Regions from separate parts of the Homo sapiens genome. Here region 2 is linked to region 1. Evidence: chromatin contacts called from ENCODE Hi-C or POLR2A ChIA-PET data. All regions are on one chromosome and are shown on one strand. The core of a region is the stretch at or near the end of the contact, and the rest is flanking DNA. Distances in the headings are between cores, read along the strand shown.

Region 1 (4,052 bases), core at 583-3,082:
TTCTGCTCAAATAACTTGTCTGAAGATAAGAATGTACAAAGGCACAGTTACCAAAAGCCAAATTTCACTCACTACTCTTACAAATGAGTTGTCACATATGCTACAAACATCTATTTCTAAAACAGAGCTGATATTTTTCATCAAATGCTTTGAGTTAACTAGTGAGAACACCACCAAAAGGATAACTTTTATTTTTATTTATTTTTGAGGTGAGGGTCTTGCTCTATTGCCCAGGTTGGAGTGCAATGGCATGAACACAGCCTCACTCCAGCCTTGAACTCCTGGGTTCAGGTGATCCTCATGCCTCCCAACTGGGACTACTGGCACATACCACCATGCCCTGCTAATTTTTAAAATTTTTTAAAAATGTAGGCTTGCTGGCTGGGCACGGTGGCTCATGCATGTAATCCCAGCACTTTGGAAGGCCAAGGCAGGTGGGTCACGAGGTCAGGAGTTCAAGACCAGCCTGGCCAAGATGGTGAAATCCTGTCTCTACTAAAAATACAAAAATCAGCTGGGCGTGGTGGTGGGCACCTGTAATCCCAGCTACTTGGGAGGCTGAGGCAGAGAATTGCTTAAACCCGGGAGGCCGAGGTTTCAGTGAGCCGAGATTGCGCCACTGCTCTCCAGCCTGGGTGACAGAGTGAGTCCTCCGTCTCAAAAAAAAAAAAAAAAAAAAAAAAAAAGATGGAGCCTTGCTATGTTGCCCAGGCTGGTCTCGAACTCCTGGCCTTAAACAATCCTCCCACCTTGGCCTCTCATGTTGCTGGGGTTACAGGCACAAGCTATTGTGCCGAGCTAAAAGCATATATATTTTTTAAGGCCAAAATAAGTTTTAGAGTAGACATTTACTACTTTTTTCTTACTCCATTATTCAAAAGTAAATGCCCATTAATAATTTTATTTCATTAAATATTCTTGATATCTCATTTATCAAATCTTATGAAATTTAACAAAGCAAGATAAAAATGTTAACATTTCCCTTTAAGTATCTAAAATTAACTTCTAGGCTTTTACATGTCTTTGATAGTAACAACCAGGAGCACTTCCAGCTAAAGGAAAAAAATAAAATGAATATTACATAAGATCTACATGAGCTATCTAGAGAAAACTCCGCATTAAGGTGTAAACATTTAGTGAAAATGTCAACTTTTTGATTCAGTGCTCTTGACTCAAGAATATAAAAAATGAATGTTTTACATCCTTGTTTTTAATCTCAATAAATGAATTAAAATATGACAGGAATACATCACATTTACCACCTCTTTTTCCACCAGATACAGTAGAGAGAGTCAATCAATATCCTCTCCTAAAAAGATTCTTAACCTTGGAGGGAAAAGAATCCGCTCTGGGCAACACGACAGTGAACTTATTTGCTTAACACAATTTACATCCTGTACTCCTCCCAGGGTTTATTGTTTATTCTCTCCCTCCCTTAACAACATCCACCTTTTATCTCATCAGTTTATTTAGCAAACACAATATAAACTAACTCTACCATTTTCTTTAGGCTATGAAACAACTTAAGATAAGAAATCATGGTTCTGACTGATTAAAGGATTCAAGTTAAATTTCCTGAATCAGTATGTGCTGGACAATAATAAACCTACAAATGAGAAGTAGAGTGTGCTAGAAAGAAGCAAAAGGGAAAAACAATGCATATCCTGCTTCAGTAATTATAAATACAGAAAGACATAAGCGATAACGTCCAACATTCATAAATAATGATCATAAATTTAACTGAATTATAAATATCCAGGCATGTTAAGAATCAAGTCTAATTACTGAGAATAGCTTCTTGGAGGAAATGAAACATATGCTATGTAAAGCAGGAGTCCCCAGACTCTAGGTCACAAACCCGTGCCAGTCCATGGGCTGTTAGTAACTGGGCCGCACAGCAGGCAGTAAGCAGCAGGCAAGCAAGCATTACCACCTGAGCTCTGCCTCCTGTCAGATCAGCAGCGGCATTAGATCCTCATAGGAGCACAAACCCTACAACGAACTGTGTATACAAAGGATCTAGGTTGTTCGCTCCTTATGAGAATCTAATGGTTGATGATCTGAGGTGGAAGAGTTTCATCCCAAAGCCATCCCCCGTCACCCACTACATGGAAAAATTGTCTTTCATGAAACTGGTCCCTGGTGCCAAAAAGATTGGGAAATGCTAATCTAAAGAACCAAATAAAGTAAAGCAGATGATCAGTCTATTGCTGTAAGTAGCCCAGGAGTTTTAAACTTTTACTCCATGATAATTCCCATTATATTTCCAGCCAGTATTTCTTAAAATGTTTTACATTTTGTAATGTGTTAAATATACTTATTAAAGTTTTAGAAAAATAAAAGAACATATAGCTCATAATTCACCATTTTCTCTGGCAAACACCTTCTTATGCAGACAAGGGAGCCATTTCTACCATCTATGATCTGGAGCATAGGTGGCACAGAAGAGAAAAGCATGAATTGTAAGTGGTATAGAAAGTCTGTGAATAACACAAAAGTTTTACATCTCAACAAAGTGAAAAAAAAAAAAAAAACGAGAGAAGATGAGTCTACAGGGCAAAGGAAATGACAGATTTGGTTAAGAGGATGTATTATGCAATAAAGCTCACATCACTATATTACACACACATATGTGCCCCAAACTTCTAACAGATTGTTTCATTCAGTAACAATCAATCCTGTCTTTATTAAAAATTTTGATATTTTGCTCATTATACAGTAATTTAGTCCTTTTAAAAAATATTGCAATAAAATATTTATCTTGATTATTGAGTTTTTTCTTGCTTCCTTAAATTTTGTGATTGAGGTAAGTTCCTCACTGGTCTCATTTTCCTTGTTTTGGTGCTGAGAAGTAATTATTAGAAAGAAACAAATGTAGGATAGAGGCCAAAATTAGATGGAAAACATTGAGAGGTGATAAATATAAGATATGATCTAAGGCAGCAGTCCACAAACTTTTTGGGACCAGGGATCGGTTTCATGGAAGACAGTTTTTCCAAAGACAGGTTGCGGGGAATGGTTCTGGGATGAAACTGTTCCACCTTGATCATCAGGCATTAGATTCTCATAAGGAGCGTGCAACCTAGATCCCTCGCATAAATAGTTCACGATAGGGTTTGCACTCCTATGAGAATCTAATGCTGCTGCTGATCTGACAGGAGGCAGAGCTCAGGAGGTAATGTCGGCTTGCCTGACACTCACCTCCTGGTGTGCGGCCTGGTTCCTAACAGGCCATGGACTGGTACTGGTCTGTGGCCCAGGGTTTGAGGACCCCCGATCTAAAGGAAAAAAAGACTAAAAAGTTTAAAGAAGAATTAAGGTGACAAGTGATGAAAAGAGGGCTGACAGAGTTAAAAAAACAAAAAACAGAGTTAAAAACGTGGGAAACAACAACAAAAAGCCAGGTTTAAAAAGTCATGGATGGCCCACGCCTGTAATCCCAGCACTTTGGGAGGCGAGGTGGGTGGATCACGGGGTCAGGAGATCGAGACCATCTTGTCCAACATGGTGAAACCCCATCTCTACTAAAAATACAAAAATTAGCTGGGTGTGGTGGCGCGCGCCTGTAGTCCCAGCTACTCAGGAGGCTGAGGCAGGAGAATCACTTGAACCCGGGAGGTAGAAGTTGCAGTGAACCAAGATGGCGCTACTGTACTCCAGCCCGGCGACAGAGCAAGACTCCGTCTCAAAAAAAAAAAAAAAAAAAAAAGTCATGGACATGTTAAACAGATTTGAGAAAAGCACAAAATGAAAGAAATATAATAATGTAGAGTATCAAAGGAGATAAAGCAAATACTTTAGCTGGTGTTTTCAAACATGAAAATATAACATACATAACAGAAAGACACACTATGCCCAGGAAAAACAGACACAGAAAGATTAACACGAATATATATTCTGTAAAGTTAATTAATTTCAAGAATAAAGGAAATGCTATAGGACACTGTTTCTCAAGGTTTTTGCATTACCAAACCCTCTACCCCACAATTAAATACTAAGGATAAGATTTTTGTCCATTAGAATTTTTTGGGGCCATAAACCATTGTTTTATC
Region 2 (4,052 bases), core at 958-3,457, 120 kb before region 1:
ACTGCACGCCCGCCTGGGCTCTGTCTCTAAAAATAAAAAAATTATACTTTTATAAACTCTTTCCTTGAAGGGTTAAATGCATATGAGGAAGCGGCACATGGACTTCCTTGGCGCTTCCCCCACCCTCCCTTTCTACCTTGTGTCCATACCAAATTTTGTGATTTATCACTAAGTACAAATTATTAGTTAAGTGCTATAAAGATTCTTTTGAAATACCTTTTGGGAAGGATATAGAATTTATTTTAAGAGCATAAAACTAGACAACTGGTGTTTCTTTATTGCTTGCTTTGGAACTCATATTCCTATTGGAGTTCCCAATTAGGCAGTTTGCGAATGAAAATTTCTAAATCTTGGGCTAAAGCCTGTTTTGGTAACAACTTTAGTCCTTATTTGAATTACATTAGTAGGCATGTGTACAACCTGTAACTTCTGAGATATTTGGTCCTTGAGACTTCTAGCGGCATTAAAAATATGACAGGTTCTAGGCTCTCGGTACTTACACACTTTTCTCTCTTTTTTTTTTTTTTTTTTGACAAGGCTGCTAAGAGAACACTGCAATCTTTGGGTAGTTCACCCGTTTTCTTTACTGTGCAAGGTTCATAAAGGCAGGCACTATGTCTGTCATGTTTGTCACTATATCTCCCATGCCAACCACAGTGTGTACTTCACATAATGAGCATTTCAAAGGCAACATTTGGTAAAGAGATATGAATGAAGGTCTTACACTGAAGCAGTGGGGAACAGTAGAACCAGCCTAAGCATTAGATCTGGGTTCAAATTCCAGTTTTGCTCATTATCTATGTGATCTACAGCAAGTTGCTTGACAAACTTTAATTTTTACTTTTTTGTAAAATGGGAATAATACCTATTATATAAGGATTATAAGAATCTATAATCATTTATTAAAACTAAGGAGTGTTTAGTGTTTTCTTCGTAATGTGTTTCAAAATATGGGCTTTAAAAATTGAGTGAAATACAATTCCTGTCCTTAATAAATTTCCACATACGATAGTAAGACAAATAAAAAAATACTACGGAAATTTTATGGGTTTTCAAGGTCGGGAGTGATGATGTGTTTGAGGGAATTAGGAAAGGAGGTGGCATATGAAAAAGTCCTTAAGGGATATTTAGGATCTCAGCAGTTAAAATGGGTAGGCATATCCAAGGTAAACAAAGAGAACATAAGCAGGGAGGTAAAAAGGTACTGAGTGTGACTGAAGAAGGGCCAGTTACTCCTGGCTGAACTGTAAGGTTCGCACAGGAAAGTAGAGATACGTCAGAAATGTGTGGTGGGGCCATATTAGTGGTGACAGGTTCTTTCTTTAATCCAGTAGACAATGAGAAACGCTGATTTGGGTCTATGGCATAATAGGAAGTAGTATGCCACATACTGCATGTGGGAGTTCTGCAGGACAGATTGGGAAGTGCATGCGTGTAAGACTGGGAAGACCAGTTAGGAGAGGCTATTGCACTGTTTTAAGTAAGACATAATAAAGCCCTGCACCAGGCGGAGAGCAGAAGGAACGCACAGAAGACGCAGGAGAGGCACATTTCAGAGAGAATCCAGTATGCAATGGATGTCGCACACAAGAGAGAGAGACGCAGGTGACCGGAGCCATTTACACTAATGGGTAAATCTCGGGAAAGCGCTGGTTTCGGCTACCGGCCAGTTACAGGTTTGAGGTGCCCGTCGCCGCCACCTTCCCTTTTTTTATATTCCTCTTTTTCTCATGGCCGCCTCCGCTTCCCTCCATCTCTCCCGCGCTAGTAACTGAGCTTTCAGTCATCGACCTGACCCTGCGTTTTCCCTCACGCTCCGATTCTGCTTCCTATCACTGCCTCCTACTGTACTATCACAGCCAGGACGAGCACGGGTCAGGCACTGAGGCTGTGGGACACTCCACCCGCCTGGTCCCCTATCGCCTCCGCCTAGGCAGCTGCCATGCGTGCGCCCCCACAGCTCTAGGACCAATAGGCAGGCCCTAGTGCTGGGACTCGAACGGCTATTGGTTGGCCGAGCCGTGGTGAGAGATGGTGCGGTGCCTGTTCTTGGCCCTGCAGAGAGCTGTGGGCGGTTGTTAAGGCGACCGTTCGTGACGTAGCGCCGTCAGGCCGAGCAGCCCCCAGGCGATTGGCTAGACAATCGAACGATCCTCTCTTATTGGTCGAAGGCTCGTCCAGCTCCGAGCGTGCGTAAGGTGAGGGCTCCTTCCGCTCCGCGACTGCGTTAACTGGAGCCAGGCTGAGCGTCGGCGCCGGGGTTCGGTGGCCTCTAGTGAGATCTGGAGGTGAGGCGGGCGGTGACCGAGAAGAGGGGCAGGGGCGGCGGGGAGCGGGGCGGAGATGGGTGGGAGCGGGGTTTGGGCTGTGTTGGTGGCAATTCTGGAGCTTCCCTCGGCCCTGGGAAGTGGCTACCGGCAGCTCCTGCGGACCTGGAGGGGGCTGCGGTTGCGCTTTGTCGGTGTGGCAGCTCGGACCCGCGGGGACTGCAAGGAATGTCCTTGAGGCCCGGCAGGCCGAGCGGCGGCCGGCATCAGTGCCGGAGTAACCCGGGGTCCCGGGGTGGGCTTGAGAGGCGGGCGGCGGTCTGGCCTCTTCGTGACTGCGGTCATCATCGGTGGACCCGCGGGGCGTAGCTGCGTTCATCGTCCCTGTTCAGTCAGAGTAGGCAGTGCTGGCTGCACGGTCACGAAAATCGGGGCGGAAAGGGTGTCAGGCAGGGTGACCTCGGAGGCCCCTGGATTCGAGAAATGCTAGGGGTCTATGGGGCTGTCGGGCCGGCAGCTCGCAGGGCAGACGGGAGAAGCGCCTGCATCCCGGGATCCGGGCATTCACGCCCAGGAACTGCTGTTCGTTAGCACCTTTCTTTTAGGTGACGGGAAAGATCTCTGTAAATACTGCTGACTAACTTAGAACCATGAAAGAACCGTGGATTGGTGTAGATGTGTCTGGTTATTTACAGGAGAACGGCTTGAGAGGATGCGGAGCCCAACGTGGGGATTCGCACAATGACTCAAAAGATTCTTCTCCCTCTTTTTTTTTTTTTTTTTTTGGTAAGGGGTGTAGTCTCCTTGGTGCTGATATTCTTTTAGGAAAAATGTACCTTGGAGATACAAATATAGAACAGTTAATTTCTGCAGTAGGAGGAGGTCGATGTACTCCATTCTTAAGTAGTCGTTTGAAATATTTCAGGATTTGAGGATATTCCTTCTTAGACATGGTCCTGCAGAGTCGTAGGAAGCATTTGTTTCTGGGCTATACTAAATGTGCATGATTTCGGCGTCCCACAAGGTAGAGAATGTACTTTTTGTTTACTTATGAATTTATTTTCCTCTCCATGCAGTGAAAGGCATTTTGCAATTTAGAGATAATCTAGCAAAGACCTGGACAGTACTTTGGGGATAGGCTGGATTTTGCAGGCCTGCTTTGTTGTAGTGTTCTTCCAGAACTTATGATAAACTTGGTGGCCAAAACAAATGGGAATTAGTAACATGAAGGTTAAACAAAATTGCACATAGGTTACAGCATTAACATGAAAATTGTCGGGTATGTGGGATAACCATTTCAAGATAAGAGTGTGAGTATGCGTGCATGCACACACTCTTTGTATTCCTTTATGGTCTAGTTTCTAGACTATAGATAGCCACATTATGGAATTACATGGTCTACTTAGGTTGACCCATGTGAAATTGCCAGTATTTAAAATTCAACTAACCTACAAAAATAGCAGTTTCATATGATTCCATTTAACACTTATCTTTGTCAGAGAACTTTGGAGCTCTAGCTTCATAAGTGAATGAAGAGAATAGATATGACTTAAAAAACAACATGTAATAGAATGTGAGCTAATTGGGTATAGAATCCAGATTTCCTGATTGCCAGTGCAAGATTCGTTTTTTTTTTTTTTTTTTTCCTTCTTTCTGGAATACCAGCTTGAGCAGCAGAATGCTAGATCTTGTTGGGATTGAAAATGACTGCCATATAAGACGCAGTTCTTGGCTTCAAAGAGACAAAATGTACACATTTATTAATTTGAGAACACTGTGAGATAG

What was found. A loop is a pair of places that touch in the nucleus more often than their neighbours do. ChIA-PET counts read pairs that join two places held with the same protein, here RNA polymerase II (POLR2A). Pooled maps may share reads with other maps.
Region 2: a loop to region 1 is called in a pooled map, with 2.6 times the contacts of the local background. The contact joins the promoter of HMGCR here to the enhancer-like site in region 1. A Hi-C loop is called at or near these places in 3 of 50 pooled maps. POLR2A ChIA-PET finds 5 or more read pairs at or near these places in 6 of 52 experiments (A673, Caco-2, HEK293T and 3 more).

Annotation. Positions count from the first base shown.
Region 1 is chr5:75,459,304-75,463,355 of GRCh38, forward strand. The region is part of intron 2 of CERT1 (ceramide transporter 1); the gene reads right to left. Among named protein-coding and RNA genes, the nearest start is that of CERT1, 50 kb to the right of the region's middle. Within about 2 kb of position 1,833, at least 2 of the 41 ENCODE cell types and tissues checked have a DNase peak (open chromatin) inside an H3K27ac peak, as active enhancers do.
Region 2 is chr5:75,335,013-75,339,064 of GRCh38, forward strand. It overlaps HMGCR (3-hydroxy-3-methylglutaryl-CoA reductase), which reads left to right and starts at 2,208. Exons shown (of 20, transcript NM_000859.3): 1 at 2,208-2,288. RefSeq lists enhancers at 2,119-2,679, 2,680-3,238 and a silencer at 2,320-2,439.